3 separate regions of the Homo sapiens genome follow, and all the other regions are linked to region 1. Evidence: chromatin loops called from intact Hi-C (ENCODE). Cell type or tissue: mammary epithelial cell. All regions are shown on one strand. Each heading gives the region's core, and the rest is flanking DNA. Links, peaks and the distances in the headings are about the cores only.

Region 1 (10,538 bases), core at 3,038-8,037:
GCATGTATTAGCATTCTAGGGCTGCCTTAACAAAATACCACAGACTTAAACAGTGGTGCCTTAAACAATGGAAACTTGTTTTCTCAAAATTTTGGTTGCTAGAAATTGAGATCAGGGTGTCAGTAGGTTTGGTTTCTTCTGACACCTCTCTCCTATACTTGTAGATGTTCATTTTCTTCCTGTGTCTTCAGATGGTCTTCCCTCTCTACTATGTCTATGTTAAAATGTTCTCTTACTATAAGAACACCAATCATGTTAGATTAGGGTCCACCCTAGTTACCTTATTTTACTGATCTCTTTAAAGACCCTGTCTCCAAATACAGGCATTCTGAGATACTGTGAGTAGGACTTTAGTAGAATAGAAATTTTGAGTGAACTCTAATTCAGCCCATAATACAACGTGTGTCTATATTCATTTAAACATTTTTGGTATCAGTTTTCTAAGCACGGACTTGTTTCCTTCAGATTTTTAGGACCATACTGCTTCTATTTATAAGCCAGACATGCCTTTCTAGGATATTTGATGTCTTAAAGAGCAGGGTAAACTTCATGTACTCTCAAAATTTTATATATATATGTAAATGTAGAATTATCCCACAGTTGTACCACAGGGCAGTGTTTCCCAAAACTCACTCATCTGCTAAAACAACAAGGAGAGTTAAAAGAAAAAAAAAATAGAGTTCAGTCCCATTATAGACTTACTAAGTTGTTTATTATATTTTTGAAGCTCTCAAGATAATTTTGCTGAAGCTGTATTGGACCCTCTTGTATCTGATAATTAAGTAGAATTTTTACATGTAAAAGCTGGCAAGAAACTTGAAGGTCATTGAATATAGCTACCATATTTTGTAGTGGAGGAAACTGAGGCACAGATTGATTATGCAGTTTAGTCAAACTCTCTTCCCTACATGTGAGTATCTCTGGGATTTAGAGTCCAGTTCCTTAACTCCTGATCGTAGTTCTCTCATTATCATGTTGTCATTCAGAGTAACTTTCATCAGAGAATTTTAAAGACCCGATTTTGCATAGGATCCTTATCTCATGGAGCTGACATCTTAGAAATGTACTCTTTGGCAGGACACTTCATCACATAGATTGTAGATGCTTTTCTGCTCTTTGACAACCTGTCCTTACAAAGTAATAGGCCTAAAAGGGTCTAGGCTAGGGCCACACCCTCACCAAGCTTGTCATTACTGCCCTGCAGGTGATAACACAGAAGCTTTTCTCTGGCTGAATAAGGGTTTTGGTTTAGTTGTCTACATTGCAGAACACCAAGAAACTCTGCTTCCGGTTTGTGTCCATTGCTATCCACTAAATTGTCTTAGCACAACCTATAGCTTAAAAGTACACCATCATATTTTTATGAAGAATAAAAGACATAAACAGGAAATGTGAAAATCCAAGTCAAGGCGTATTTTGCATATTCTAACCAGTTTAACAGCCCAATCATAAGTGTTTTTAAATATCAAAAGTATTGTTAGAATTTTCTAGATACTAATTATGGGAGAAAATGCTATTAGTCTGTAATGAACAGTGTTACTTTGTTAGAGAGAAAAGTAAAACTTAAAAATTCAAAGACATTTTTTTTTCTGTAACTTCTTTTTTTCATTGCTCCCCCCTTTCTCTCTGAGAGTCCCTTTAAACAACTTAGAAAAGCAGAACTTTGAAACTGAACAACTCGGCTCTTTCTTGAACCAGTGGGTGGAGGGACAGTCATGAGAAGGCCCTTAAATAGAAGCACCACTTCCCCTGTTCTGTCCAGGGATTGATTCTTTGAATCCTGGGAACTTATGTTCATTCTTCTTTCCTGTTTTCTGGGTGGGGACCACTGTGTGTGGGGTGTGGTGGGGAAAGAGTTGTCTTTCTAAATTTATCAAATTTTAATTTAAATATTTAGAAGCTTAGAGATTTGTAACACCAACTGATCTATACATACAGTAACAGAAGATGCTTTTCTCCCAACCTTTCACATTTGAAGGGATGGGTATGCAGATTGCAGATACTTCACTGGACCTAAGGTGTGCATCTTTTGTTTGCCCATTATTACAGGCTTATCTTGTTTTGCCTTCTTTTGTGTTAATATTTTGGACTGCATCTCAGCAATATTAATTTCAGTTAGAACTTTGTATTGCTTCAAAAGAAATGCTTTATTCAGAGAGTCTCCAACAGACTGGAAGCAAAATAAGCCAAATCATTCTTGGATTACAGTCTAATTGAAATTACCCTACATAGCAATTATATTTTATGCTTAAAATATACATCTGCACCCTGACAATTTAATAAATAATGTATACTTTTTGTATTAACTTGCTAGCAACCACTTATTTTATCTGTACAGATTTTGAAACTTTCCATTTGTAATAATACTGATTCTTTGACTATTATTGACCCCTTAATTTTTACTTTATAAAACATTTGTATACATATATAGGCTTATATTTTTGAAATATGCAAAAATTTGCGTTAACTTTTTACACCATAAATTTAATCAATAGTAGCTTAATTAGCTAAATTAAAATTAAAACCGTTTTTAGATCAATGTTTATATCTATAATAGAGTTTTCAGTCATAGTTCTGTCAAAGCAATTTTGTGTTCCTTGGACAATTATAGAAAACACTGGGTAATAAAAACATATTAGGGTAATAAACTCTCAAAGTTTAACAGACTAATGGGTAGAGCAAAAATATCATAAAATAATTAGAAAATATCTTAGTCCTAATATTTTAGCCAGATCCTTGACATTATTGAAATTAAGTCTTTAATAGTAACCATTGTACTGTATATATATGTACTTACACATTTTCCATGTATCTTTGCGTATCTTTGTTTATTCTGTAACATCATGTCATAAACCTCAGATATACAAAATAAAACTTATTTAAAAAACAAAAAGATGAAAGGAGTAACAGCTGAGTGGAGACTTGGAAAGTACATGTGAGTAATCCAGGCAAGGAAGGAGGCCAGACATTGTCATTCCACTGTGCTTTTCTCATAATGCACACACAGGCCCTGGAACACTGTAGTTACTCAATAAACTTTTGTTAAAAAAAAAAAAAAAAAAAGGATGAAATCATTGTTGGCCCAAGGCTGCCACGTTCATTTCTGCCGATTATACCCTGTAAGAATGTTCCCCTGTGGGCAGCGGGACACCCACAAAGCCAGGAGCCCCACGAGGGTTGTGCCTGTCCAGAGGAAAGGTGCTCCTTTTCCTAGTTTACTGGGCAGCTTCTGCTCTTCAAGCCAAGTGCTCACAGAGCAGCCCACAGAGGGCTGTGGGACAGTGATGACCCTGTTGTGCCAGGTTTCATGGATGAATTGGATTTTTGAAAAGGTCATTGTAATGGTAAAGATTTATGATGTGGATCAACGGGGGGAGAGTTTTTGCATGTCAGGTATGGGGACAGATTTAGCATAAGTTACAAAGTCTGAGATGATATTATATGTGCAGTAGTCAGTGAAGAGACTAGACTGATTGGAACAAAATATGCATGTCTCTGATGAGTAGCAGATTAGAGTGGAAGGTGAGCAGAGGTCAGTTTTTGAGGGCTCTGAATGCTGTGTAAGGAATTTGGATTTTATCCTCCAGATGAGAAATCACATAGGCATTTGTCCAAATTCATCATAGGATCAGTAATATCTTATTTAGTAGATTAACCCAGGATTATGCAGCATAGAACAAAAGGAGAGAAAAATGATTAAAGGTAAGGAGATAAGGTTAGAAGCTGCTATTTATAGTACATGTTTTTAGTATGGAGCCCAGGATGGAAGTAATGAGAATGAAAAGGAAGAGCCGATGTGTTAGTGTTTTCCTATATGTGGGCATTTAGATTGCTTCCAGTCTTTCTAATCATTGAACATATTTCCATGTGCATAAGTGAAAGAATATTCAGTGCTTATCAGTTACATCAGCTAAAGTGTTGTGCCTACGTACACTAACTTCTGCAGGCAGAGCAGAGGAGTTCCAATTTAATCACATCCTCAGTAATCCTTTTTAAAATTCTTGCCCATCTCATCTGTGTGAAAAAGTATCCTTTTTTCGTATGTGAAATAATATCTCTCTTTGGATTTCTCTGATAATGAAGTTCAGCATATTTTCATATGTTTATTGACCATTCAAGCTTTTTATCTGTAATATGCCCATTTTTCTTCCATTGCATTTGTCTTTATTTTTGTATATTCTGGATACTAATCTTATGACAGTCACATAGTTTGTCAGTGTGTTCTCCAGTGTCCCTCCGATCTCTTAATCTTGTTTATTAGGCATTTTATATTAAAAATATATTGTAGGCAATTTATTAAGCTGATCTTTTATGATTTAGATATTTTCTATCTTGATTAATAAGTTCTTTAATGTCAAATGATTTCTAACTATTTTGTTCTAGATCTTTTGGGTTAATTATTTCTTATTCCATTTTTAATTTATGTGACACTAATTTGCATAACTACCAGGTAATTTTTCAGATTAAGGAAAATGAAAAGTGGAAAAGAAAAGGAAAATTTGGTAAACTGTATTATAGTTTTCATTCTAAGTTTGTAATTGAACCATGAAGATATTTTTAATTCTTTTATATGACCAAAAGATATCCATATCCCTCACGGTTGGTGGTAATGAAAATTAATGTCTTTCTCATTGATTTTACAGGAAATCTATCAGAGTTCATCTTCATGAAGTCTTTGCAGAGTAGTTATTTCTAATTGGATTCAATACAATTTCCCTTCACACATATTTCCAGCCTCAGTCTTTATAATTTCTTGCATATGTCCAGAAGGAATACATTGTCGTTTTTAAAACAGTTAACACAGGATTCATTTTACTTTCAGCAATTCACAGAAGCTGTGAGTCCTTCAGTGCTACCCCCTTCAGCTTTGCCACTGGACCTGCTTAATAATGCTATAACTGCCTTTAGTACCTTGGAAGACCTTATTCGATATCTTGAACCAGAGAGATGGCAGTTGGACTTAGAAGATCTATATAGGCCAACTTGGCAACTTCTTGGCAAGGCTTTTGTTTTTGGAAGAAAATCCAGAGGTAAGCTCCCTCTTCAGATTAGAACCTCATTTAATTTTCTTAACAGCTAATGTTTCAGATTCTTCTGCCACAGCTTCTAAAGGGTAGAGTTTAAAATTCATCAGTGATATATTCAATACATTTTCTTATCATTTGAGCATATTTATATATTGAATAATAATATATACAAAAGGAGGAACTTAGTTATAACCCAGTGGGTGTGGAAAATTGAAAGGGGGATACTTCTGAAAATTCCAGTTATATATTATCTTCAAAAATATCATTTTGATGAAGTCCTTCATTGCATTTTACAAAAATCACTGCTTACTCAAACCTAATACTTGGAATATGTTGATTTTGGGACTCAAAAGAAATTATCATAGCTGCAAAACCAGGTTAGGGATAGAAAAAGGGGATCCTCTACAAAAATGTTTGTCTACAGTATCTCCCATGGGTCAGTATTATATGACTTTGCATTTTCTAAGCCTAGACAATTCTAAGAACTATGAAAAATGGCAACGACCCAACATAAAATAGAATTCATAGTTTTCAAGGCAGGATTCATAGCAAGAAAACAAGAACCTAAAAGAACCCACACCATAATAATTTTTAACTATATAAATTTGCTGTTGAAATAATCACTTTTGCCCATATGGGTGTATCTTTCTCTAAGAGTGAAAGTGATGTTAATTAAACCTAATTCTGCATGGCCAAGAAATTGGAAATAATCTTAACTGAGTTTTCTATAAAATTACCTAATTTTTTTAGTAACATTGGAATTGGAAAGCATCCATAGCAGACACAAATGAAAACGTATAGAAATAACTGTTTAATTACAATGCACTCAAAATATCTGTTTTAGTCTGTCAGAAACAGTGAAATCGACTGCTTTGGAGAATGCAGTGACAGCCTAGAGAATTTATATGAAAGGAATAATGTTCGGTTAATTTGAGCCATTCACAAGGGCAGATTGCACCAGACTTGCTCTTCTAAACCTTGTCAGAAGGAAACCCGATTCCTGCCCTTTCCTGCTCTAAGAGTTGCAGCTTTTTTGGATCATGAGCTTTAATCTCAGCAGGTCATGTTCAGACTTGCCCAGCCCTGGTATTTCACTATGCCAACAGACGTGGTTTCCTTTTGGCAATATTTGAAATCAGTGTTCAAGTGCCTGGGCAGTTGAGTCCTGTCCAGATGCTGAAAGCTGTTACATATTTATAAGATTTGATCTTGATGAATAACTTGATGAATAACTTACGAGCAACACTTCCCTTCCCTCCCACTTAGGAACAGGAAGATGAAGATCTGCAAGACTAGCTGAAATATCCATGAATAGAGCCCTTGTTAGCAAATTTGAAGTTGATTATCATGTTGATCTGTAAGAAGCAGGGGCAGTGAATCAGGTTCTAAACTGAGATCTAGTTTTTTGACAGCTGATTTCTGGATTTGAGCCTAAAAACCTCCCTTCTAGCCAAGGCTTTATGCCTGAAAATGTACGCCTGGTGCTCAAAGATTTGGCCAGAGGCTAGCCTGCATTCAAAAGCATCGGAAGCTGAACAGATCTTTCAGATATTCATTTAACACTTTCAAAATTGAAGCCCTTTGCAGTTTTCCAAATTTATTAACTTTTTAAGCATGCAAAAAGTGTGAGAAAAGCAGTGTACATTTTTGGAACTTTACATAAACTAAAATACAAGTGTAGGATAACATCTATATAGACAAAACCAACTCCCCTCCTGAGAGTATCTCTACAAAGGAATAAGGAGTCAAACTTTTAAAAGCTTCTAATTAGACATTGAAATAGATTTCCCACAGAATAAACATCACAGTGTTACCACATTCATCTTAGAAAGACCACCCTCAGATTACATTACAGTAATAGACTATCTTTGGACTGAATATCTTAAAAGAATGAACAACTAACAAAGAAAAATATTACTGTTTTTTGTAGCAAAACGTATAATATTAATGACATTTGCATTTAAAAATAATGATTTTGGTTGGTGATGTGCTCAAAATCTGCATTCTTTAGAAAAACAAACTAATACCTGTATTTGTTTTCTTAGGAGATAATTATGAAAAGGAAAAAAATCTGAAGACCAACTTTTACAAATATTTGGCAGAGGGAAACTTCTTTAATATTATTATAGTTAAGCTATTCAAAAAGTATCCTTTGGTACATTATCTTTCTTTCTTCTTTTCCTTTTTCTCTTTATTTGCCTTCCCCCCCCAAAAGTACTATACAATGTTTCAAGAATGTATGACATATGACTTAACTTAATGAAGCTTATATGCGTTTGAAGCCTTAGCAGTAGGCAGCATAAATTTCAAAATGAAATGCCAAATTTAAAATCCTTAGTTATATTTTTAGAAAACTGTGGACTGCATAAATGCTTTACTTTTTTTTCTTTCACTTTCTTCCTCTAGTTCAGGGTTTTCATTCATACCTTGCTACTGCTACAAAAAAATACTGTATTTTCTAAGTCAAGCTTAACTAGTACGTAAAAAGGGCTTTTGACTTTTGTGTCAAACATGATAAATGAGTGGAAGCTAAGTTAAAAGTGTGTTTAAATTTTCACATTGTAGCAGGTATCACAACTAAGTTCACTTGGGAAATCTGTCTAACCTTTTATTGTGGTTAAGTAAACATTTTAAAGGAAACGTATACAATCTCATTTTCTATTATCATGAAATAGCATATTTAAAACTACTTGACATAGGTGAATATGCTTTGAGAGCTGAGAGCTTCTTCACTCACATTCTAAAGAAGTATAATTCTTAAATAAGCATTGAAGACTTTGGCAACCAGATTTTGTGTTTGTGCATATTTTAAGTCTTCTTCCTCCTTGCCCAGGCATTAAATACTAGAGAAAAGCTTCAAATAAGCTCATATATAGTTTTAACAATTAAAGAGGAATGTATGCATATACTATTAGATCAGCAAAATGAAACCAGGTAAAATATGTGATACCATTTAGCATAATGAGCTCATTACTTTTATTAGGGATAAGTTGGCCTATTCAGAGCATTTGAAAGAAGGATTTGCTTTAAATATTTAAAAGCTTTGCCTTCACAGGATCATTTTCAGATTAAAAAGAAATCTTTCAGTAGCCAAATGAAACAATGACTTTCCCTTGAGTTAGAAAAATAATTTTTTAGCTGAATAAGGTGTTGAAATGGACTCATTGAATTGGGATTTCTTTGGTGCTTTCCTATACTTGACTCAGGTTTTAGTCTATCATATAGTTTACATACATTTCTAATTTACAATTACCTATGCATAATTTTATAATACGTTTCTTAAAATACTTAAATTATCAAAGACAATTAAGACAATATAAGTATTAAAAACACCTGATCACATGTATAACAAATCCAAGAAAATAAGCATTTGATTCTTACCTTGTCACTTAAAAATTAATAAAACTTAGCTTTTAATTTAAAAAATTGGATTACATCGTGATTATTTCTACTTGAAGCCATCTTTAACCAGAAAATAGCTTTCTTTTTTTTCATTCATGTCTGTGTTATCCATATTAGTGGAAAGGTATTTAAGTAGGTTTATTATATTTTAGATAATATTTCTAAATTTTTAAAAAACTTTATTAGGAGAAAAAAACCCTGAAGGCATATATGTTATCTGAAAGTATTCAATCTCATTGGAATTGCTTTATTTGAATATTTCTAGGGGAAAAAAATAGGCAGAGATGTAAGGCAGAAAATAAATTATATTAGAAGTCTTTATCCTAATAGTAATTACCTACTATTCATGTGATATGTATAAATTCACATTGAACATGGCATGTTATTTCGATATAATTTTCCTGAGGCAGAATCATTTTGTAGTTAAAAACAATGGTTCTTTGAGGATTTACTGCAATAAAGAATATTTTGTTAGGTCCTCAAAAGTAGGTATTCTTCATAGAATAAAGCACAAACAGCATAGTTAACCAACTTGCTAAAGGAGTAGAGGCTGGGGTTATAAATTAGATAAATTAAACATTTCTTCCACCCATTAGCAGGGGAAGGATAGGTATCTGAAGGAGTTTAGTTTAGTTAGTCTGAATTTCCAAGATGGGAAATCATTCAATGCATTTGAAGCATTGCCTTCCAACAACTTCTGCTCTTATAAAGTATGTCATTTTTTTTCACTCATGGTCTACACAGCTGTCTTCAAATGTGCGTTCTCTTCATGCTTTTTTTATATTTTATGATGGTTATTGCCATAGAGATTATAGAAAGAGCTGTTGACACATTTCAATAAATTGTTCTTCACTAATTGTATGAGCCTAAAATCCTTTTAAGAATTATACTTGTTTTTTAATCAAAGCATTCATCATCTTGCATTTTATTCTTCTCTCCTGTGTTCTCCATGTCTATTTTTTTTTTTTTTACTAAGGTTAAAACGTGTGGCCTTTTTTGTCTGTATAAAGTTTCCTATTTATAGCTTTCAACTGTTTTGTTGGCTCTGTTCTTAATATTACACAATGGCATCTCTTTACTGGTCGCTAAGTCATAATGAAGCTTTGTTTGCTATGAACTAGAAGGTCCAATTTGTAGTTGTATATCTCTAAAATCTACTTACAATAAGAGCGGATATTGTTATGGATATTGTTCATGAAATAACGTAAGATTTCTTTATGAAAAGAGCTTAATGAAATACATTCAGGCTCAAAGCATCAACATCTATTTTTCTTTGCTTTCTTTTATACCATATAGTGGTGGATCTGAACCTTCTAACAGAGGAGGTAAGATTATACAGCTGCACACCTCGTAACTTCTCAGTGTCCATAAGGGAAGAACTAAAGAGAACCGATACCATTTTCTGGCCAGGTTGTCTCCTGGTTAAACGCTGTGGTGGGAACTGTGCCTGTTGTCTCCACAATTGCAATGAATGTCAATGTGTCCCAAGCAAAGTTACTAAAAAATACCACGAGGTAGGTATACAATTTTCTTTTTGGTTTCCTTCGGGTATTTTATGTCTTAGAACAAAACAGTGAATCTGAAATGCGTTTATGTTTGGAAAAAAGACGTAGTATTCATGGGGAAAAAAAAGAGGTCTACAAATAGTTTATGTTTTTGTTTTTTAAAATTAGCACCTTTAATTAAAATTCCAGATATTAGGGATTTAGAAAGTATATTCTCTGGTAGTATAACATGAGTGGTCAGTGAAGTTTTTGCCTCTCATACCAAAAATAAAGTGTTTTCTGAGGGAAAAAAAAATGAGTAAAGTTTTTCAACTTTTAAACTTTTCAAAATATGAAGGAAAAATATTTCAAAGACAAGCTCAGAGATAAATTATTGTCTACTTTGGAGAAAGGAGAGCTTTGATATTTATTTTTCTACTTGGGACAACAGAGACTCCTAAGATGACATATTCATAATTATAATAAACTTTGTATTATTCATGTTGCTTCAAATAACATGTTAAACTTTGTGTGGATGTTTTAACCTTTCATCTCTTTATTCTTTGGAATAAAAGAAAATATAATATGACATGTTAGTAATTATTGTTTTTTAGAACCCTGGAAA
Region 2 (10,538 bases), core at 2,418-7,417, 170 kb before region 1:
ATCCCTTGTGCAATGAAGTCTTTCAAAGAAAACGAGGGTTTTTTGTTTTTTTTTTTTTTTCTATAAGGTAGAGTGGATATTCAGGCTCAGATTTTAGCTAAATTAAGAAGGACCTTTCTCTGTCCAGAATAGTATCACAAAATTAAGACTGGCTCTGGAAGAGAGACAGAGGATGCCCTCTTTTCATTGTCATACACCATTTGAATTGTGTTTGATAAATTTATATTGTGACCTTGAAAATGAAACCACTCAGAAATCCTGGTTAATTTCTGCCCCATGCGTCAGTCTCAAAGGGGAGACCTGCCTTTGCCAACAGACCATTCAGTAAGAAACAAAAATATTAAAACTCCACAATCACAACTTATATGGTCAATAATGGTTTCAAAAATTAAAAAAATTGATCCTGGCATATTTACAAGCAATTATATATAAATACAGGAACATGTATATTATGAATTTTCTTTAAACTATTTGCCTGCATTGATTATAGAGAGAATGAAGCCTCACAATGAAATCTGATTGAATAAATTTAAACACTGTTGTGATCACGAGCGTTGTTTTATTAAGTCACTGGAATGTAAGATACATGAAGCCTGAAATTTTAGTTGTTGTTATTGGAGGTTTATTTATTTTCTCCTACTGCTTTATCTTCAGGATCTAGAACCTTGCCTGGCAGGCAGTAGGTACTCTTAACATTATTTGTTTAGTGAATGAAGAGAAGGGTGTAAGAAGCATCTACCTCTGGAGATAAAAATACAGTGAGGTGAAAGAGAAGTATATATTTTCCTTTCTCCTTGTTTAGGTTATAAACTGTCATATCCATAGCGCCTAGATCAGGGCTTGGTAGTTACTCTGAAATTGAAAGATTCAATAAGTGAATTTTTACATGAAGAAAAATGTGAACTGCTGATTTTGTCTGTTATATCAATTGTCATTTTACTTTTGCTCTTTTTGCCAATTTCTAGAATTTTTTTCTTATTTATTTCATAAATTTGTAGTCATTTAGCAATTCAACAATTATAAACATTTGGAAGTTCTGTGTATTTGTGGGTATAAATAGATTTTTTTTCTGATTTAACACTGCTTTCAAATTGCTTATTGAACTATAGTGGAGAGGAAAAAAAAAGAACTTTTCTTCTACCTCTTAGGTTTAGAAGTTAAACTACAAATTAAACTGACAAAAGACAGAGTAACAGGAGAAAAGGCATATTAATTTTATTAATATTTTAAATTTTGTGTGCATAAGGGCTTCAAAGTAAGGATGTGAAAATCTTAAAAAGCAGTTAGACTTGGGATTTTCTATACCGTTTTAATGAATGGTGATAAATTGTGGAGGAGTGACTAGACAATGGAAAGGGGATTTGAGCTTCTAGCGCCAATGAAGTTTGGGAAAGTGACCAAAAAACATGGGGAAACTAATATTATTATCTAATCATAACAGATAATGTTATTTTAGTAAGGTTATTTTAGTTAAGTCTGCATATACAGTCTCATTCCAGCGCCAGCTGTTTGTCTGTGCTAAGGGTCACTTTCCTCATCCTGGAATGGAGGGAAAGGGGGCATTTATGTCATCTTCAAAAAGGAAAATTTATGTACTACTTTTCGGCAGATAACTGGAGAACGGAGAACTTTTCCCAAATCTGTTTATTCTTACTTGTCTTCAGCTCAAAATAATCCTTATGCCAGAAAGGCATATTTTAGGGTGTCATACTCGAGACCCCTTCATAATCATTGATTAAAACATATGACTGTTTCTGATAGCATATATAGCCTAGGAAAAATGTCATAGGTAGTGCTGGTGGTTGTTGGACATGCTGTTGCTTATGTACCTTTGAGTGAAGCTATTTTTATTTCCTGTTATGCTTACTGCTTGTTTTCCTGAAGGTAAAGCTGTAAGTTACAAATATATGTGACCCAATTCTTAACAGCTTCTGCCAGGACTGACCCTATATCATCTCAGGTATGTCCTCAAGGGGACGTAGGGGAAGGGGAAACAGTTCTGTTTTCTCATTTGTGCAGTCTTTGATTTCCATAGAAAGTCAAAAGTCATTCTAGTAATACACACTTAGGAAATGTGAAGTGCTATGACTCATTTTATTTTGGCTTTGCACAGTGTAGAAAATTTCTTGGCTAGGAAGAAATTCCTTTTCAAACTACCAGTCCTCCCCAAACAATTCTCCTCCCTTCTGAATAGGTAGTTCTCTCTTTGCACAGACATTCTTCTGGGCTTAGCTGCTGTGTAACCTCTTAACCCTTCATTAATAATTTCCTGAGGCCAGTTTGTTATAAAGAAATATTGCAGCACAGACAGTGTGTGAGCAAGAGAGAGAGAGAGAAAGAGCGAGAGAGAAAGAGAGAGAGACACACACACATACTACTTTTTAATGACCAACTAGAATGGGGTTAATGCTCTGAAAGAAATAAAAAAAAAAGTACACATTAGACTTTTTCCCCATTACTTTGCACGTTAATCAAGGAGATCACCCCCTTAGGCAGAAGGTAATAAATACTTTTCAACTTCTCTCTGTTATTCAGAATAAATGGCTCATTTCTATATTATACACATATTTAAATGCTTTGAGTATTTAAAAGAATAATCATGAATCTTTCAAAGAATTCTTAATAGTAGGAGACCGTTGGTGAGTAAATTTATCTCTTTTTGGTTCTTAACAAAAGAGATAGTCTCTCTTTTCTTGAAGAAATCACCAAGGAACTGGATGTTTTCAGAGATGGACATTTGGGCTTCCACTCTCCTGCGCTATAATCCTTTCTCACCTTTCTCATATTTCAGCAGCACAGGACCTCGGTGAATTTCACACTGGTCCCTTGGCTAGCCAGTAGAGCAATAAACCTCCCATGAGAAATGCTGTGAATTACACAGAGCTGTCATTACTCAGGGGATACGGGGCAATGATCAAAATGCTGCCTCCACAGAGAAATGCTCACACTCTAATGTTAAGTGAAAAAGCAGGGTGAGAATAAGATTTTAAATATTTTTATGTATGCCCCCATAAATATTTCTATGTATGTAGAGGAACTAGAATGAAATACACTAAAATGTTGTAAGTATTTCATCTATAAAGGCTGTAGGGCAGCGGTGGGGGTGTTGGTACTTTCCTTTCTAAAATACATAGTATTTTCCAAATTTCCTATAGTAAGCTTATATTACTACTATATTAGAAACAATGCTGTGCTAATTCCTTAAACCTAATTTAAACAGAGGGTTCAGGGAAGGCAAATACAAATAGCATTTTCTCCTATTGTAACGGAAAGCACCTTAATATGCCAAGACTTTTTTTAGAAGCCTAGGAGGTGGCATTCTTAAAGGTGGCCCTTCAGGCTTAAGATTTAAAATTGGCTCTTAATTTTATCCCAGAGCTCGATGTGGATATAGTCAAAGCGGCCGCAGCAGTCGGTGCAGGAGAGCCATCACAACAATTATCTATGTTGTTTTTGGCAGTTTATAAGAAATGTTGTTTTCACAAGACCTAAGAGTTTTGTCTGGGAAGAAAGAAGATAGCTGCCAACATTTGGCACCATATGGGGTTTTCGTCTTTTCCTTTTTTTTTTTTTTTTAGCTGTACATCCCCTCTTGAGCCTTGAAGATCAAGACAATATTCTGGGAGGTTTTTTTTTTTTTTAGTACACTTGTTGGAAACATCTGGAAAATGCCATTAGGTTGCACACCATGGACTTCATTTATAGACAAGTGTGTGAGATAAAAAACATGGAAAGAAAATCCCTGCTTTGCAGCTGCATTCTATGGCACACCATCCACAGTGTGTGTGTAGACCGTAGAGACTTGCTATTCACACTTATTGAGACTAGCAGATCGAGAAACTGTAAATTAATTTCCCTTTCTAGGCATAGAATGTCCGTCAACCATACCAGAACCTGTCTCTTATTGAAGTCAGGCAGTTTCTGATTTTATTGCTACTTTGCTTTTACCCTAAGGCTGCACATTCACACTCTCCACAGTATATGGACATCATAGTCAATGTAGAATATTTTGTCCTAGGAAATATTATTTAGTTTTTGGAAGAAACACTGCAGATTGTGCTTATGACACTAAACTGAATCAAGGATTCAGTTTAAAGGATTGAGGGGAAAAGGCTGATAGTGACAATCTCGTTTCTTAGACCTCTTTTTGCTGTTATACCTCAACTAAGGCAGTTGTTTTGTGATACCACCTCTCATTAATTTATCTACACATAAATAAGGAACTAAGCAACAAATAAATAAACAAGGAAACAAAACCACACAGTTTTATTTCCTGAATTTCAGTTTTTCTTGTTGTCCTGTCTTTCATTGTCATCCTTCATTTTGATGTTTACTTAGTTTAATTCCATGTTTCAAATGAAAACTACTGTCTGCAGAGTCTAGAACCCCTGAAAGTGCATTAGCTAGGCCATGTCAGGGGAGAACTTTAAATTAAAAGAGAGTTTTGAGTAGAAAAGTAAATGTGGAGTCTTTTGAGTAGGGAAATAAGTGCCAAAGTAACCCTCTGTGTAACCTGCAGCTAGTCCATCCATAGCAGAGGGTTACAGAACCACAGCTGTTCATACACACAGATCCTGAATAAGAGATGGCTGGGCAGAGGGCTTGTGTGCGTTCCTGCTTTTACCCCTTTTAGTCTTTTATCTTGTTTACTTCTTAGGAGCTAGAATCCCAGCAGATGAGAGGGCGATCTCTTTGGTCCATTCTGCTGACCTCCCTTCTTTATGTCATTTGAGGTTTGTAATGTTGACTCATTAACACTGCTTTACTAGGCTAGCTGAGCAGAGAGATTCCCATTTCTGCTTCCAGCCTTCTTAACACTGCAACTGAGATTTCTCTGCTCCTGCTTCTTTTTCCCTGAAGTAACATTAAAAATTATTTCAAGCATTCCTAAGTAAACTGGGTGATGTCTTCTTACTGCTTTTGGTCTGGAAATTTTCAAGGGCAAGAAAGTCTTAACACATATGAAAACATGAACTGGGAGTGATTGAGATACTGTGTTGCCTAGCCCTCTCCTTCTGGTCTAAGTGAGGTCATTTTCTAGGAGGTGAAGTCATTATCTTAGTCATGTATGTTGTTGGCAGCAAGACTAGAACACAAGTCCAACTCTCAGTCCCGGGCTCTGTCTGTCTCATCATGACGTGTCTTTCTGTTCCTGTGGTCTTGATGATAAATAGATAAACTCTGGAGAAAAGACAGTAGCTCTTCCTTCGGGGACCTAGGCAAATTTGAGCTCACTATTACCTCAGAAAAGGGGTTGTTGTTTAAAATCCTGTATAATTTCTAATGCCATGCTCATTAAATAAAATAATACCAAGGCCATTTTTCATCACAAAGGTGGAAACCTCACTATAGCATGCTTGTTTATAATTTTTATTGATAAATGAAATCATCTTGGATGAAATAATATATAGTATACGTTAAAGTGGGTTGGTTGCTTTTCCTAAGTTATACTTTTTATATTTCTGTTTACCATATGCTGTGAAACCAAAGCTATTATTTTTGCCTCATTCTGATAACATAGTCCATATTCTAGGTGGTAGATAAAGAAATATTTCAGCATTTACCTTAAAATTCTTGTTTTTTTAAAGTTGTTTCCTCTCTATCTTCTCTGCCAGATGTGAGTAATACTAACAACTAGTACTTTCTGTAGGATTCACAGTTCTGTCTGCATATTCCATAGGCTGTTTTTAATAGGCAGGACATAACCTACTTTCATTCAGTTTTTCATAAATATAACAAATGTTACATAGTTTACAAGAAGAAATATCAAGGCTAAAGCCTCTTGTTGGCATGATAACTATTGCCAAATCAAATATGGGAAGAGGATAGAATATGAATTCTAATTTCTTAGTTCCAGTAGTTGATTTGGATCAGACGCGATCAGCTCCTGGCAGCAAAGGGCTGAAATCCTTCTGATAATGAGCCTGGTGATTTAGGAGTCAGATTGGGCCCATGAGTGAATATTATAATAGAGGGAGAGAGTGGTACAATGTTGGATGTTTTTCAGAGAGAATTGAAACTAAACTGCTGAGTCTCTTTGGTCATTAAAATTCCCAAGGTGCTTTTTGCAAGATTATGAGTTTTTAGCCAGCATCCTGACCAAATGAGTAATTGCTCTGCCAATCGCTCCTGCAATTTCATTTGTACAAGGTCATTGCATCCACTTCCTGAGCTAAACTGTCACATTAAGGGAGAGTAGCCTCTTTGAGAGAGAGTGATCTCTTTAATTCACAAATTCATTTGCCCCCCTGCTTTGGGAAAAGAGACAGTAGTTGCTTAGCATCTATAAATAGGAGCTATATTTTTTCTGTTTTTCCTTTTTTCTTATAAATCTTTGGTTTTTGGTTTAGACTTCTGTCTAGAAGAAAGCATATTACTGTTGTGAATTTTCCCTACTGATTATATATATATATATATATATATATATATATATATATATATATATATATGTATGTATATGTATATATACACATATATATAATTTAAAATATTAAGAGATGTCTATAAAATCTGTTTATTATTCATTTAACAACTATTTAGTTAGCATTTATGACATATGCAGCAAGATACTAGTCACAGATTAAAAAGCAATGAGCAGAATGTACAAAACTTGTGGTCTCCTGGAGTTTACATTTCTATTGAGGGGAGAAAAAAGGACAAATAACATATAAATAAGTAAACTATTGGTATGATAGAAAATGGTCAGTGCTGTGTTTTGGGGGTTAGAGAGTGTGGGGATAGGGCACATTGTTGCAGTTCGAAATAAGTCACCGAGGGCTGACTGAGAAGGTGACTTTGAGCACAGATCTTGCAGAGATGGCAGAGAAGGCCTTCACAGACAGGGCCAAGGGGAGAGGCAAATGCCCTGGGTCAGAATGTGCCTAGCAAGATTGAGGATCAGCAAGGGGGATTGTGTTCTGGAGGGGGTCATGTAGATGAGTGATGAATTTTATATAGAGATGATTATTTCTGCCGAGTGAGAATACACTGTAGGGGAGCAAGGGAGCAAATGCCGTGATAGTGACTTAGGCCAGAGCAAAGTAGGTAAGTGGTCAGGTTTTGGATTTATTCTGAAATGAGAGCTGTTGGTATTTGCTGGCGGACTGGAAATTGGGAGTTGAGATGGATTGTCAGGCGCCAGCCTGAAGGTGCCACCTGTGGGACTTGGCAGGCATTTTTGTCTTCACATGCAGTTTTTGTCTTGAAAATCTTCAAGCTACTTGTTAATTGCCCTAGCGTGCTAACAGTGGACACATGAATTGATTGTGATGGTGAAAGTATGTAAGAGACACACATTGGTGATGGATTTTATTTTTCATTTTTAATCATGATAAGAAGTCAGTGCATGTGAGTAGATCAATAGAAGAGAAAGAAGCAAACATTGCATTGATTTGGAAGCATATAAATAATGCCTAGTGGAAGACAGGCCCTTTTTTTATTTACAGAGGAAGATGTGCCAGAATAAAGAATTCCATTTAGTGATAAATATAGCTAAGACATACTCAGTGTTTACCATCTACTAGACATGCATGTAAGCTCTTAACACATATTGATACCTTTAATGATCACAGAAGACATTTGAGTGAAATTACTAGCATTAATCCCAATCTAAGAAGAATTTAAGCCACAAGCCAAGGTCATGTGGTTTTCAGCAAGGGCAGTCTGGCTCCATGGCACATGCCTTTAATCGTTACAGTGCCTCTAATAGCCACTTTAATTTGTTAGAACTAAAGCTCTAATTTGGCTAGGTGCTAAGCAGACTTGCTCAATTTACAGTTTCATTTCTTAAATGTAGACAAGTCAACGAGAGTTCTTAAATACCTTGGAGTTTATTCTTACTAACACAACATATTTGTTTTAAGGGAAAGCCTGGACGTTTGGGATGAGGAAAATCCACAGTGGAAGAAAAGGCAGAGTGTGAAAATATGGCTTAGTGAAATTAGGTTTAAATTCTGGTTTATTCACTTTTTAGTTACATGATCTTGACTTCACCACTTAACCCTTCTGAGCACTTAATTCTCTAATTTGTAAAATGTTAACATTAAGAACTAGTTCACAGGGACTTCTGGCAACATGCTTGGTCTGCTTAATAGATTTTAGTTTCTCTGCCCATCTTCTTGGCTAGATAGACTGAAAATGAATGTAGGGGTTTCTGAAAACAAATTGGGTCGAGTGAAAAAAAAAGGTTTGATGCAGGGAGGCCAATAAAACACTCCAATGTAGCTCCACAGGAGAACATTTAAAGCAAGAGGTTTTGTGCACTTATAGTGGTGCTTGTCAGAGTTGAAAGTGCATTTGAATCCTCCCGGATCTTGTTAAAATGCAGATTCTACATCAGTAGGCTTGCGGGTGGGGCCTGAGATTCTGCATTTCTAATAATTTGATGTGATGCTGATCCTGCTGGCCTGTGCACCACACTTTTACTAGCAAGGACATATGAAAATAGATTTATGAAGAAGTACCATGGGAATTTAGAGCGAATAATATCAAGGTTGATACCAGTAAAACAGTTTAACAGAGCTTCTCAGAGATGAAATGAGCTACATCATAGGTATTAATTCCCTGCCTAAGGCTGTATTTGCGTCATTTCTGATCTGTGCTGTTGATATATTGATACACCGGGGGGTTGAGCCAGACTTGAATTTTCTGTTACTCATTGGTAGGGGTTACCCTTAAATAGAAGTGAGTAGAGCATTTAAGCATTATTAGTTACATAGGTTCCTGGGCTATAGGGCACCAAGCACAGATTTTTTCGAGGGAATTCACTCACTGAAAAGATAATCAGATTAAATGACTACTAATGCTCATTTTAACCTTGGGATAGGACGTTAAGTCACACATACTCTAGCCGAGAGGGATAATCTGAGATCTGTATGGTATCTGTCTAACACATATTACTAAGCAGAAATCTCAGAATTCCTTAAAGGTTTTAAGAGGAAATTATTCATTGTATTCATAATCATTCATATCCATTTGATTGCTCTCTAATCACAATATTGCAATTATACATAATTATATATTGTAATTATACATGTTGTTACAATATAATTATAATTATACATATATAATTACAATATAATAATATTATAATTATATAATATACATGTATATTATATACATCTATTCCTTTAGTGTATTGGTAGCAGTATTTTTTTTGTCTGTTTTAGGTCTTGGTGATTTGTGCTCTTACTGTTTCTCAGAATTTTTCAAAATTTAGCCTGTAAGTTACTAAGAAATGTAAATGGATAGGGCATGGTTATTGACACAAATACATTCTTCTTTTCCCCTCAATTTTCATACAGCTGTAGTGTTACTAGAAAAAAGTATCTATTTATGGGAAGTGTTTTTCTCTTCTCCTGTGGAATCTTAAAGGCTTATTTTCAAGTATTTCTAGAGCTGCCACCTGTTAAATTATAGTGATTCTATGCTTTGTAGATATTTTTTAATCATGAAAGAAGATAAGCTAGAAAAATAAAGTACATTCGATGTTGGAAAAATGTTACAGGCTTTTTGAATCCTGTTTGCGTTGAGCTCTTGGACCCTCCTCCCCTGGCCAGCCTTCTGGAGCGCCTGTGAGCACAAAGGAATGGCATGTATTTATACTTGTGTAAATACGATCCTGTATGCTCTCCACTGAGAACATGCAGGCGGCCCTTTTATGGTCAACAAGGGGTTTTCCCTCTCGTCTTTAGGCAGACCACAGGGCTACGTGCTCAAGAGTGTATTTTTGATGCCATCCATCAGAATGCTTTCATAATCTGCCTCCCTTTTATAAAATCTTGGAAATGACTTTGTTATACTTGCCTTTATTCACTAATAGATCATCCAGGAACTTATGAAGACTTTCATGTAAAACGTCAAAGTTCTTTTATTTTATTTTTTTTCTAAGCCACCTCTGTTCCTGTTCAATTTTTACTTTATTAACAGGCTCTTCTTGCAAAATAGACCATATCACCTTATTATTTTGATCACATATCTCAGGACTCTCAGAATTGTTGGTATTCCTTCAACGAATATATGGTATCTTATTTTATCATGTAAGTAACTTCAAATTTTGTCTTTGATGAAGTCTCACGTATTCATATACCAAAAAGAAATCGTTAACCGGCCCAAAAGTTGAAAGAAGGATCATGAGTGGGTAGTGTTTGGAAACAGCATTGAGCAAACACATTATTTGGTATTTTCTTTTGCCTTGGCATTTAAAAAATAGCAAATAATAATAACATTGATTACAATAACATTATTTTAAAACTGATGCATTCTAGAAAATGATAAAGCTAATGATAAACCACCTTGTTTCTCTCAGCACAGTATTCCTGTGAAAGCTGTTTGGATGTCCAGCTCTAAAACAAATGTTCTGTCTAAAATTACAGAATAAAGTTTGTGGAGAGGCAATAACCTTTCATGGTTGTTGACCGTCATCCCGTGCAGTTTCTCATTTGTAAGAGGATATTTCATTTTCAATCATTTTCTATAAATTGCTTAATTGCATGGGAAAAAATGTTAAATAGCATTACTTTTAAACTGTATACGTTATT
Region 3 (10,538 bases), core at 3,479-8,478, 120 kb before region 1:
CTCAGCCTCCTGAGTAGCTGGGATTACAGGCACCCACCACAACACCCGGCTAATTTTTGTATTTTCAGTAGAGATGGGGTTTACCATGTTGGCCAGGCTGATCTTGAACTCCTGACCTAGTGATTTGCCCACCTCAGCCTCCCAAAGTGCTGGGATTACAGGTATGAGCCACTGCTCCCAGCTGACACCCACTCATTTTCTATTGATTTGCTATCCCAACTTTTATATAAAAGTATTTAAATTTTTGTATATCATATAGAATTTGTGTGTTAACATTATGATTTTATTTAGAAATAGAAGACCTTGAGAACTAAGTGAACAGTCCATGCTGATTTGGTCTGTCATTGCCCCTTATTAATAGTATAGCTCCCATTTACTGTCAAAAGGATGTCTGAACAGTAACTTACATAGTCATCCTGTGGGCCCTCCCCTTTAGGATGCATATAGTAGTAGCTTCTGTGAGAGGAACAGGAGAAGTGTGATATGTTATCTGAACTCAAATAATTTCTACTGTCTTACAAACCTGAGAGTAACAAATATAAAATGGACACTTCATAGTTGGATTTAATTATATACTCATTTGCATGCAGAATTAGTAAAATACATTTCCAGGGGCTGTGAAAATCCTGAGGGTCATAATAACTAGAGATTCTTCAAAGAATGTGGGAATGGATCCAAATCTACAAAAAATTGATGGAACCTAAATCTGAATCAAATGGACTAAAATGAGTGCTGAGCCTTTTTTTTGGTTTTTGTTCATTTTGTTGTTACCTTTTTAGAGAAATTCTGTCTTCTGACTTTTTAACTATAGAGTTCTTTCAATTTCCTATGCAGTGGAATCCCAATTATTCTGCAGCCTCATGCTGTCAATTTTATCTTCTATTTAACATATTTCCTGTTGTGCTGTCTGCCTCTGAACTAGAGGATTAATCAGTATTGAATACATAATTTTTGAGTTTGAAATATTGCTATATATTTTGCTCGGATTAATTGCATTATTGCTGAATTTTTAAAATTGTATTATAAACTCCTATTGTATGCATTATAGTAGTGATGGTATTAACCTTGCTGTAATGGATTATTCATAATGAACAATACTATGATGCAATGCTGAAATGGTATATGACATATTTATGGAGAGAGACTTAAATGCTAGTCTATAGCATGAATCTGGGGGAGAACTGGATAATAAAATTGCCCAGTTAGGAAGTTAGAATGATAATCTAGATGATAAAATCCTACATTATGTATTTAGACTATAATTAGGCTATTTGTTTCTGAAAAGGTTTTGAACTGTCCAGTAAAAAGTCAAGATTACTAAGATAAAATATAGTTAATCAAAACTCTAAAGGGGGATGGTTAATACACTTAAATTGTTGCTAATATACTTACAGTGATGAAGTAATAAATTTAGGCATGGATATATTTTTAGCCATGGAATAATGAATGTGAATAGCTGATCAATTAGTATAACCATTATTTTGAGGCACCTGATACTTATCAGTCACCTTGGAAGATGTCAGGGATGAAAGGTGAATGATACATGGTTGTGAACTACAGGAAACACACAGTCTAAGGAGAGGCTTCAAATTCTAGTTGTGTGAGAGAAGAAAACTAATAAAGAGAAAAAAATTATGTAACCTTTGGCATGCTTTTTGTGGATGACTTTAACATATAATGTGTGTTTATGTATAATATGTCTATAAAATTCGTATTTTCTAAGATAAAGTTTTGAATTTCTAAATTATAATTATTTTGATTGCCCCTTCAGTTTCTTAGTGTGTGTCATTGCTGGTCAATGAAGCATACTAACAGACCAATCTGAGCAGTAATTGTCCTTGCATAAGCAAGATTTTTTTTTTTTTTGATGGTAATGAGTGATTTCAAAAATACGTTTAGGCTGGGTATGGTGGTTCTTGCCTGTAATCCCAGCAACTTTGGGAGGCCAAGGTAGGAGGATCACTCGAGGCCAGGAGTTCATGACCGTCCTGGTCAACAGAGTAAGACCTCGTCTCTGCAAAACAAAATAAAATAAAATAAAATAAAAAACTTAAAAAATCATGCACCTATAGTCCCAACTGCTCAAGAAGCTGAGGTGAGATTGCTTGAGGCCAGGAGTTAGAGGCTGCAGTGTGTGATTGCCCACTGCATTCCAGCCTAGGTGACAGACCAAGACCCTGTCTTAAAAAAAAAAAAAATCTAGTTAGAGCATTTTTTACTTGTTGCGTCTATATGGTCTGTCTTACCATAGATCACCTGAACGAAGTTAAAATATGTATTGCTACTACTTAATGTAATAAAGAGAATAGCTCTTCTTACATTAATGAAACTAGGCTTTCTTCATACCTTAACCTTCCTTTTTTTCATTAAAATTCTCTTGGTGACTCACAGAAAATTTAAAAAGAATTATGACAAATACTGTTAGTCTGTTTCCAAATAGAGGATATTGCAATGTCAAATATAAGGGGTAGATCATTGAGAAGGGATTTTATAAGGTCCTGGTTAAGACTTGTCTGGTGGTATGTAATAAATCTGTGTGGTAGGGGTGGATAGTGAGGACCTTGTCAGACATCTGCCAGCTATCTACATAGTTTCACTCCAGTGCACTTAATAGGAAGGTCAAGTCCTCTAAAATACCAGCAAGTACCCAGATGTTAAAGCCTAGAATCTTGCCTTGGACGTTTGACGTAAGAAGTATAACAGCTTTAGTGATAACTATTGAGTGCTTCAACTGCAGCAAATGATACTGTGGTTCAACATGCTTATGCAGTTCAATTTATGTCATCAGCTGTAGAGAAATTATAAATCCAACCAAAATCCTTTGCCTGAATGGTTCTTTTATGGAATTCCTCTAGTAAGGCATGTTTAAGTTTCTATTTATTTTAAATTTATTATATGTTTATAGTTTTGTTTTCTCTAACTTTTCCCACCATAATAATCCTTTGGGATTTTTATATCCTTTTTTTGGATTTCCATTTCACCATTCATCAAAGATTAGGACAGCATTCTGTTATGATTTATGTTTCATTTCTATTTGAGAGTTGTGGTAAAAGAAATGGTGGTACCATCAGGAAATGAAAAAAATAATAATTAAAAGTGGCAACAACAAAAATAAATAATAAATCTTAACTAAGAATGTTTCTGGGGAAGAAACCATTAATTTTGCTTTTGATGTATTGAGTTTTAGTTGCTATCAGGATTTCCAAGCTGAGTAGAGAAGCATGTATCAGTTTTGTTAATTATGCTTTAATTAATGTATAACCTACTGAAGAAAACTCACTGTGATTATTGCAACAATATCTGCCACTATTGGTTCCCAGCATTTACTGGTGCTTTATTTATACTTTTTATTTGTTTTATGAGGTAGGTGTTATTTTCCCTCATTTTATAAAAATTAGGTATTTTAATTGATTCGGATTATATAGCTGGTAGAGCTAGCATTTGAACCCAGTCAGGACTATGTTTAGAGCTTACACAAGGCTTCTCCTTGACCTGAAGCCTGTGGCTCAGTAAATGCTGGTTTGATACACAACCAGCACGTACTTCATGTCTAGAATACTGTATTCATTGTTATCATGGCATTTTGAATAAGAGTACTAGTTTGGGTTTATGTTCCAGTTATTCAGTTATAAAACTCTTTAATGTACATTGACACCCATGGCAAGTTTCTTTTTAGGGGGAATGATCACTTGTAATCAAAGCTTTACCTTTGGCATTATGAATGGTGAATTATTCTACTATAAAGCCAGCTACCTGTAGTCACCACTATGTCTTAGGACACATATTAAAGCGAGGAGAAAGGTTTATATTGTTCAGCTGAATCTGTACTTAATGTTATTTATCTGAACACTGTAAAAGTTTGCTGAAAGGTTAATCTGAGGTTATTTCAATTTGTCTTTTCTTACTGGCAAGGTGGAAAACACTGTTTCTCAAAGCACTTCCTAAGACTTTCAGGATAATGTCCTCAGCGATGCCAAACCTCACTGAAAAGGATTTGAATGTAAACTCCAATAGAGAATCATGCTAGTCTTAAAAATTTTACCCTGTTCTTATAATCTCCTGAAACACTTTGTAAATTAAATTTAGTTCACATTTTTACCAAAAATCTTGTGCGTGTAGAGGCACATGCTGCAAAACAACATTTTGGTCAACAACAAACTGCATATACATATGAAGATGGTCCCATAGGATAATAACACTGTATTTTTCCTTTTTTTTTTTTTTTTTTTTTTTTTTTTTTTTTTTTTTTTTTTTTTGAGACGGAGTCTCGCTCTGTCGCCCAGGCTGGAGTGCAGTGGCGGGATCTCGGCTCACTGCAAGCTCCGCCTCCCGGGTTCACGCATTTTTCCTTTTTTTTATGTTTAGATGTGTTTAATTACATAAATACTTACCTTTGTATTACAGTTGCCTACAGTATTTAGTTTAGTAACATGCTGTACAGGTTTGTAGCCAAAAAGCAATAGGCTATACCATAATAGTGCAGGTGTGTAGAAGGCTTTTACATAAAGGTTTTATGACCTGTATGATGTTCACACAACAACAAAATTGCCTAGTGGTGCATTTACTATAACATATCCCATCCTTAAGGGACACGTGAATGTATATACACACACACACATATACACATATTACCAAATGGATACATACATGGTTACCTACAGAAAAATTTAAACTTTGAAATAATACTCTTAGGGAATGTTACCTTTTTAAAAGATATTCTTTAAATTTATATTTGCTATTATGTTGCCTTACCAATATTCACATGTAACATTGCACATTTCACTAAGGGATTTTTTATATTAGCATTTTAGTCAGCACATTTGTTGTCTGTTTACCCTGTGTTATGAGTTAGGTAAAAAGAGATCTTGTTCCTGCTTTAAAGAGATCTCAGTTTAGTGACAGATAAGTAAACCAACCAAAGAGGGTGCATGAACCCCGGTAGCCTGGGTAGGAAGAAGCTTTCACTCTCAGTAGTTAAGGTGATGATGGGATGGAGGACTGTTCAGGAAAGACTGGTCAGAAAAGCTCAGACTTGTCTAAGTATGGAAGGGTGGGAGGAATGAGTTAGGTGGGAAAGGGCATTCGAAACAGAGACGGCAGCGCGTGCCAAGTGCTGAAGCAGCATAGCCTGGCATGAGGAGGTACACAGTAATTTGACTCAGCTGGAATGATGGGTGCAGGGGGCGGATCCTCATTTTCAGACTCACAAGACCTCAAAGCTAAAGAAGGAACATGCTGTTTTTTTGCAGTGGACAAATCCCTGCCATTCTGCTTGCCACTTTCTGGATGAATGCTCAGGCATCTCTTCCTTTCTGATTACATCCCTGGCTGCTTTTCTATGCCACTCCATGGATTACTGCTTCAAGTTTATACCCCCTTCCCATATGATACAGTCACCTCACTTGACACATGTAGGTTCCAGACCAGTGCCCTCCCTTTCTGTAACCTCATGAACTAACAAGGTGTAGATATTTAATACATATTAACCTGGATGATAGCATGTATTAACTCAGAGGAGCTGCTTACTTATAAATAAGTAAAAGAGTTAAAAAATAATCGTCAATGAGTCAATCAAATAAGTTACCACATAGCTTTCCCCCCAATAAACCAACACTTGGACCATTCAACATTTTTTTATTCACTATGCATGCAGCTTTAGCTATGACTAAACTTTTACAAATAAGACTTGCAGGGTTACCATTTAGACGTAACATGCACTAGATTCCATTCATGGAGGAAACCAGTTGGCTGCTGTTGGAGATTGGGCAACCGACAAGATTAGAAAAAAAACCAAAACCAAAACAATGCCTGTTAGCTTCAGATCTCCTTTTAGTTTTGGAGTTTGCTGTATTAAACTGTTCCATTACACTTTGTAGAATTGTGTGGAGTGGAGTTCTGTTGATCTAAGAGCTTAATACCCATGACAAAAAGGTTCAAGTTTTGTATGTGAACTCCTACTTACAGTATTGTCATCATAGACATGAAGAATGTTAAGAAACGCAGTATGGCAATTAAGAGCACTAACCTTGAAGGTGACCCAAATTGGAATCCCAGTTTTAATTCTTGGCCAAATATTTTAACTGTACTAATTCAAAGTTTTCCTGCATGTGTCATGGCAATAATTTCTGTTCTTTTTCATTAACCTTGGGAAATTATTAATATGAAGATTACGTGACATCTTATTTTTGTATGTATCCTAGAAAGTATAAAATGTGATATGAATTAAGTTGGTATTAATAGAAAGGTATAATGTTCAGGGAAAATATCAGACCTGTATGTGAGATTTTGTAATCACCACTGGGTATTTGAGTAGAAGAAAACATGAGAAAAAAATAATAATGTGCATAGTGTTAAGAAATCATGGCTGAGAAGAAGGTAGGCCTCTGTCTGGGCAAGAAAACTAGGTTTTTGAAGATAATAGCTTTGAGTGAAAAATGAGAGATTTGTAATCATCCAGAATAATGGTGTCTGAATTCTTCAGCACGTGGTAGTAGACACACGACGTGTTTGTTGTCTCAGAATTCTGAGGGCAATTCACAAAGAAATTGTTACAAACCATGAATCATTACACAACATTAGAATACCTCAAAAGAGTGAGTAACTCAAAGCTCTTAACAGATCTTGAGAAACTTGAAATAATAGGCATGTTTTTCTTGGGTGAGCAATCTCTCTAATTATGTGAGAGTTGTGTGTGCCCTTTCCTGCTCCACCATATTATGAATGTTTAGTGTAGAGAATTACTGAAGGTTTGCACACCAATTGGTAAAAAATGCAAAAATTACCAGTAGTAAATATACAAGATTGTTTGGGTAGGGGCAGGGACATTGGAGAAAAAATGAAAGACTAAGAAAAAAGTGATGTGAATTTTAGAAAAACACAAAGATTAAGCAAGGTTGAGTGTTTTGAGAGGAAATCAAAGCAACAGGTAAAAGAAACCAGTAACACAGTTAGTTGACTTTTTTAAACTGAGAGATTTCTCAAGAAAGATTTCTTGATAATAGAGTAAGAAAGAAACATCCTGTGATGGGGATGTTCTTTACAGAATATTTTGATCTCCAATTTAATTTTATGTCTGAATTTATAATCAGAAAAGGTCTTGTTTCCTTATGGTTTCATCAAACTAAATTAAATTGTAATTGCTCAGATGGTATAAATATGTGCACAAAGTTGATTATTGAACATTGTATAGTGGCCAGTTGGCTAATTGTAACTCTAAATGACACCATAATATGAAGTTTTGTTTTTATTTATATTGTTCTCTAAATACCAGGGTGAGTATGATGTTTCTGATAAGTGCATAAAGAAAACATGAACTTATAACTGGAGCAATAGGGCAAGGCTGCATCTTTATTACTTAACTCTCCAGTTGTAAAAACAAGTACTACGGTTGACAAGACACCTCTCCATGGGTACCTCCGTAATTGTCATAAATTTAAATTTATTGTAATGTTTTAGACCTGTTTGAACTGTAGTACACAGCCCATTATAACCATGTTTGAATTATATTTATCAATCTTTTTTTTTTTTTTTTTTAAGACGGGGTTTCACTCTGTTGCCCAGGCTGGAGTGCAGTGGCAGGATCTCAGCTCACTGCAGCCTCAACCTCCTGGGCTCAAGCGATTCTCCCACCTCAGCCTCCCAAGTACCTGGGACTGCAGGCACATGCCACCACTCCTGGCTAGTATTTTTTGCAGATTTTCACAGAGACAGATTTTCGCCATGTTGCACTCTTGAGCTCAAGTGTTCGGCCCACCTCAGCCTCCCAAAGTGAGGGGTTATAGGCCTGTGGCACTACACCCAGAAGACAATAAAATATTTTTTAAAAGTGGATTATTTGTAAGGGAGATATCTATTAGAAAGCTTTTTGAACTATTCACGGAATAAGTTTCAATTTTCTATTTTTTCCTACTAGTTTAATATTGAATAAAAATGTATACATTATTCTTCTCCTGGTATCAATCAACCTGGACTCCTACATTTTCTTTGCTAATGATTGATTTCTTTTTTGGAATGATACGATTACTTTTGTGACATTGTCACTTAAACAATTACTAAGAAAAAGTTAAAATATATGACCTCAGGTAGACTCTTAATTTTCATATTTAATGAAAACATGCATAACCAGTTCTTACTCCCCAAAAATATGTAAAATTACAAATGAAAATGGCATGATGACATTAAAATGAGCAGCTTTGTATATTTTCTGCCTTGTTACTAAACAGCAGAGATAAAGGAAGTCTCCTTATCAAGTTAACAGAATTTAAATAATCTATGTAGATAATTATTATAAATTATTTGTTAATGTAAATCAGGTTTTTAGACCTATAGTAAGCTGTGATGCTATGATATAACATCCTGAATGATGTTGATTCATTTTTACATCTTAATGAAGTATCATCTTCATTAGAATATTTGAATATAGAAATGTTTCTTTTTCATTTTTAGAAATAACTTTGTTAATAGTGGCTCATATGGCTTTGTTTTAGGATGTGTATTATGTGTGAATACATACAAAAATTCTAATAAAATATCCTAACATCAGTTAAGATACTTCTAGCCACAGGTAAGAAAAGACACAAATCATAGCTTAAATATTGTTTATTGTCTCATATAATAAGATGTCTATAGTTAGCACAGTTTCAGGGTTAATTCAAGGGCTCAGTGGCATCATCACCAGGTTAGTTAAATCTTTTATTTTTTCCTGTCATCCTCAGCCTGTGAACTTCAGACAGTAGGCCTGTTCCAGCATCACCTCCTCACATAGTTGTGTCCAGATATAGAAATGGGAAGCTTCTCCACAACCATTTCTTTGCAAGTGCAAGTTCTCCATTATTGGTCACAGTCAGATCTTATGATTCTGTTTAGAACAGTCACTAGCCTAGGGGAAATGAGGCAACCATTAATTATATTCAACTGTGATTCAGAGCTGGGGGCATGTTCGACCTTCATGAAGGTCATGGTCAGTTTGAGGTGAGAGAATAAAATCAAGATTCTGCTTAAAGAGTATGCTGAGTGTAGGACGATAGTTTGGTTGGTGATAAAAGTATGTCTGCCAAATAGCAATTCAGAATATTTTCTAGAATCTACTAAACAAAACTTTATTTTGTTTTAAGCACACAGTTAAAAAATATTAATCTAAACTAGAAGTACAAGTCTCATGGGTAAAATCTTTTGGGATGAAGTAGCAGTTAACCTTTTGGTCTTTTAGGAATACTGCACTTATTGCAAGAGAGTTATAGCACATTGGCATTTTACTAACAGAAAACTGAAGTCTCTAAAAAATTGCCCTTCCCACAATGTTATTACACCAATAATTTAGATATTATGTATAAGAATTTGCCACAACTTTCACATTTTATCTTCTAATACCTCCTTTTCTTATTATTCCCCACTGTGTTCCATTTCTGCCCTCTCTCAAGTGTTATTTCCTGCTAAGCCTTTTATATTTTGACTTTTTAAATGCAAGATTTTAATAATTTAACAAGCATTTTAGCTGATAATTTTCACTGCAGGAGCTGTGAACTGTAATGCAAGACTAAATATCAGTCTAAGAGCTAGGATACCTAAGAAGTGCCAAAATTATTTTGTTATATTGGAAGTTGTAAATAGGGAGGATAGAGGCCTGAATTTTATTTATTTATTTATTTATTTATTTGGACAAGATCTTGCCCAGTCTGCAGACTAGAGTGCAGTGGCATTTATATCTCCCTGCCACCTCCAAATCCTGGGCATAGACAGTTCTCCCACCTCAGCCTCCTAAGTAATACAGGCACATAACACCATGCCTGGCTAATTTTTTGTGATTTTTGTAGAGGTGGAGTCTCGCTGTGTTGCCCAGGCTGGCCTTGAGCTCCTGGCCCAAGCAGTACTCTCACCTCAGCCTCCCAAAGGTGTGGGGTTACAGGTGTGAACCACTTAGCTTGGCCATGACCTAAATCTTATTACACAAAATGAAATGTCAGCAATTTGACAAAAAAAAAGCATACTCTAAATTATTGCTGAAGTTTATATTGTTATAGACATTGATATTTAAATTGTTAGAAATTAAAGGCATAAAGCCATATATGCTGCTTTTAAAGGGTGCACAAATATTCTAAGCCTCCTTTTAAAGAATTATTATAGTCTACAAAATTTTAAAATTTTCATTTTCATTGATCAGTGTATTAAATGTAATGCCAATTATTTATTTTAGGCCATTGATGTAATGCAATGCAGTTACATTGATGGAATTCACTGTATCTTAGTAAAATGGAAGAGACAAGATGAAATAAGCACACATATATCTTCTGTTATGGAGTAGAACTGAGGCTAAACTGTGTAGTGTTTGGATATTACTAAATGCTTAGGTAAAGTGTGTGTGTGTGTGTGTGTGTGTGTGTATGTATGCACATACATGCACAAGTATATTTTTCTCCCCATATTCTATTTCTGCCTAGGTTACGACATTCATTCTGAAATGTCTAACACCAGAAACATTATTGTTATGATCTCTCCAAATATGAAAAACAAGTAAAAGAAGCTAAAGGGCAAAAGTAGGG

Evidence for each region. A loop is a pair of places that touch in the nucleus more often than their neighbours do. Peaks named below come from ENCODE experiments on the same cell type or tissue, not always from the same donor. Only the 100,000 strongest peaks of a DNase experiment are listed, where the experiment ranks them.
Region 2: it touches region 1 in a loop (3-fold over the local background); 19 of 110 quality-filtered maps call a loop at or near these places.
Region 3: a loop joins it to region 1, with 2.5 times the contacts of the local background. A loop is called at or near these places in 3 of 110 quality-filtered maps.

What each region holds. Positions count from the first base shown.
Region 1 is chr4:156,767,178-156,777,715 of GRCh38, reverse strand. It overlaps PDGFC (platelet derived growth factor C), which reads left to right. Exons shown (of 6, transcript NM_016205.3): 4 at 4,823-5,030; 5 at 9,726-9,943. Among named protein-coding and RNA genes, the nearest start is that of LINC02272, 130 kb to the right of the region's middle. RefSeq lists enhancers at 6,025-6,319, 5,977-6,478. In mammary epithelial cell, for the core only: no CTCF peak of the experiment used is centred there; DNase peaks (open chromatin) are centred at 3,055 and 6,155; H3K4me3 peaks cover 391 bases; H3K27ac peaks cover 5,000 bases.
Region 2 is chr4:156,941,254-156,951,791 of GRCh38, reverse strand. All of the region lies in intron 1 of PDGFC (platelet derived growth factor C), which reads left to right. Among named protein-coding and RNA genes, the nearest start is that of PDGFC, 25 kb to the left of the region's middle. In mammary epithelial cell, for the core only: no CTCF peak of the experiment used is centred there; DNase peaks (open chromatin) are centred at 5,101 and 6,071; H3K27ac peaks cover 3,359 bases.
Region 3 is chr4:156,884,998-156,895,535 of GRCh38, reverse strand. The region is part of intron 1 of PDGFC (platelet derived growth factor C); the gene reads left to right. Among named protein-coding and RNA genes, the nearest start is that of PDGFC, 82 kb to the left of the region's middle. In mammary epithelial cell, for the core only: no CTCF peak of the experiment used is centred there; DNase peaks (open chromatin) are centred at 5,125, 5,715 and 6,575; H3K4me3 peaks cover 527 bases; H3K27ac peaks cover 2,047 bases.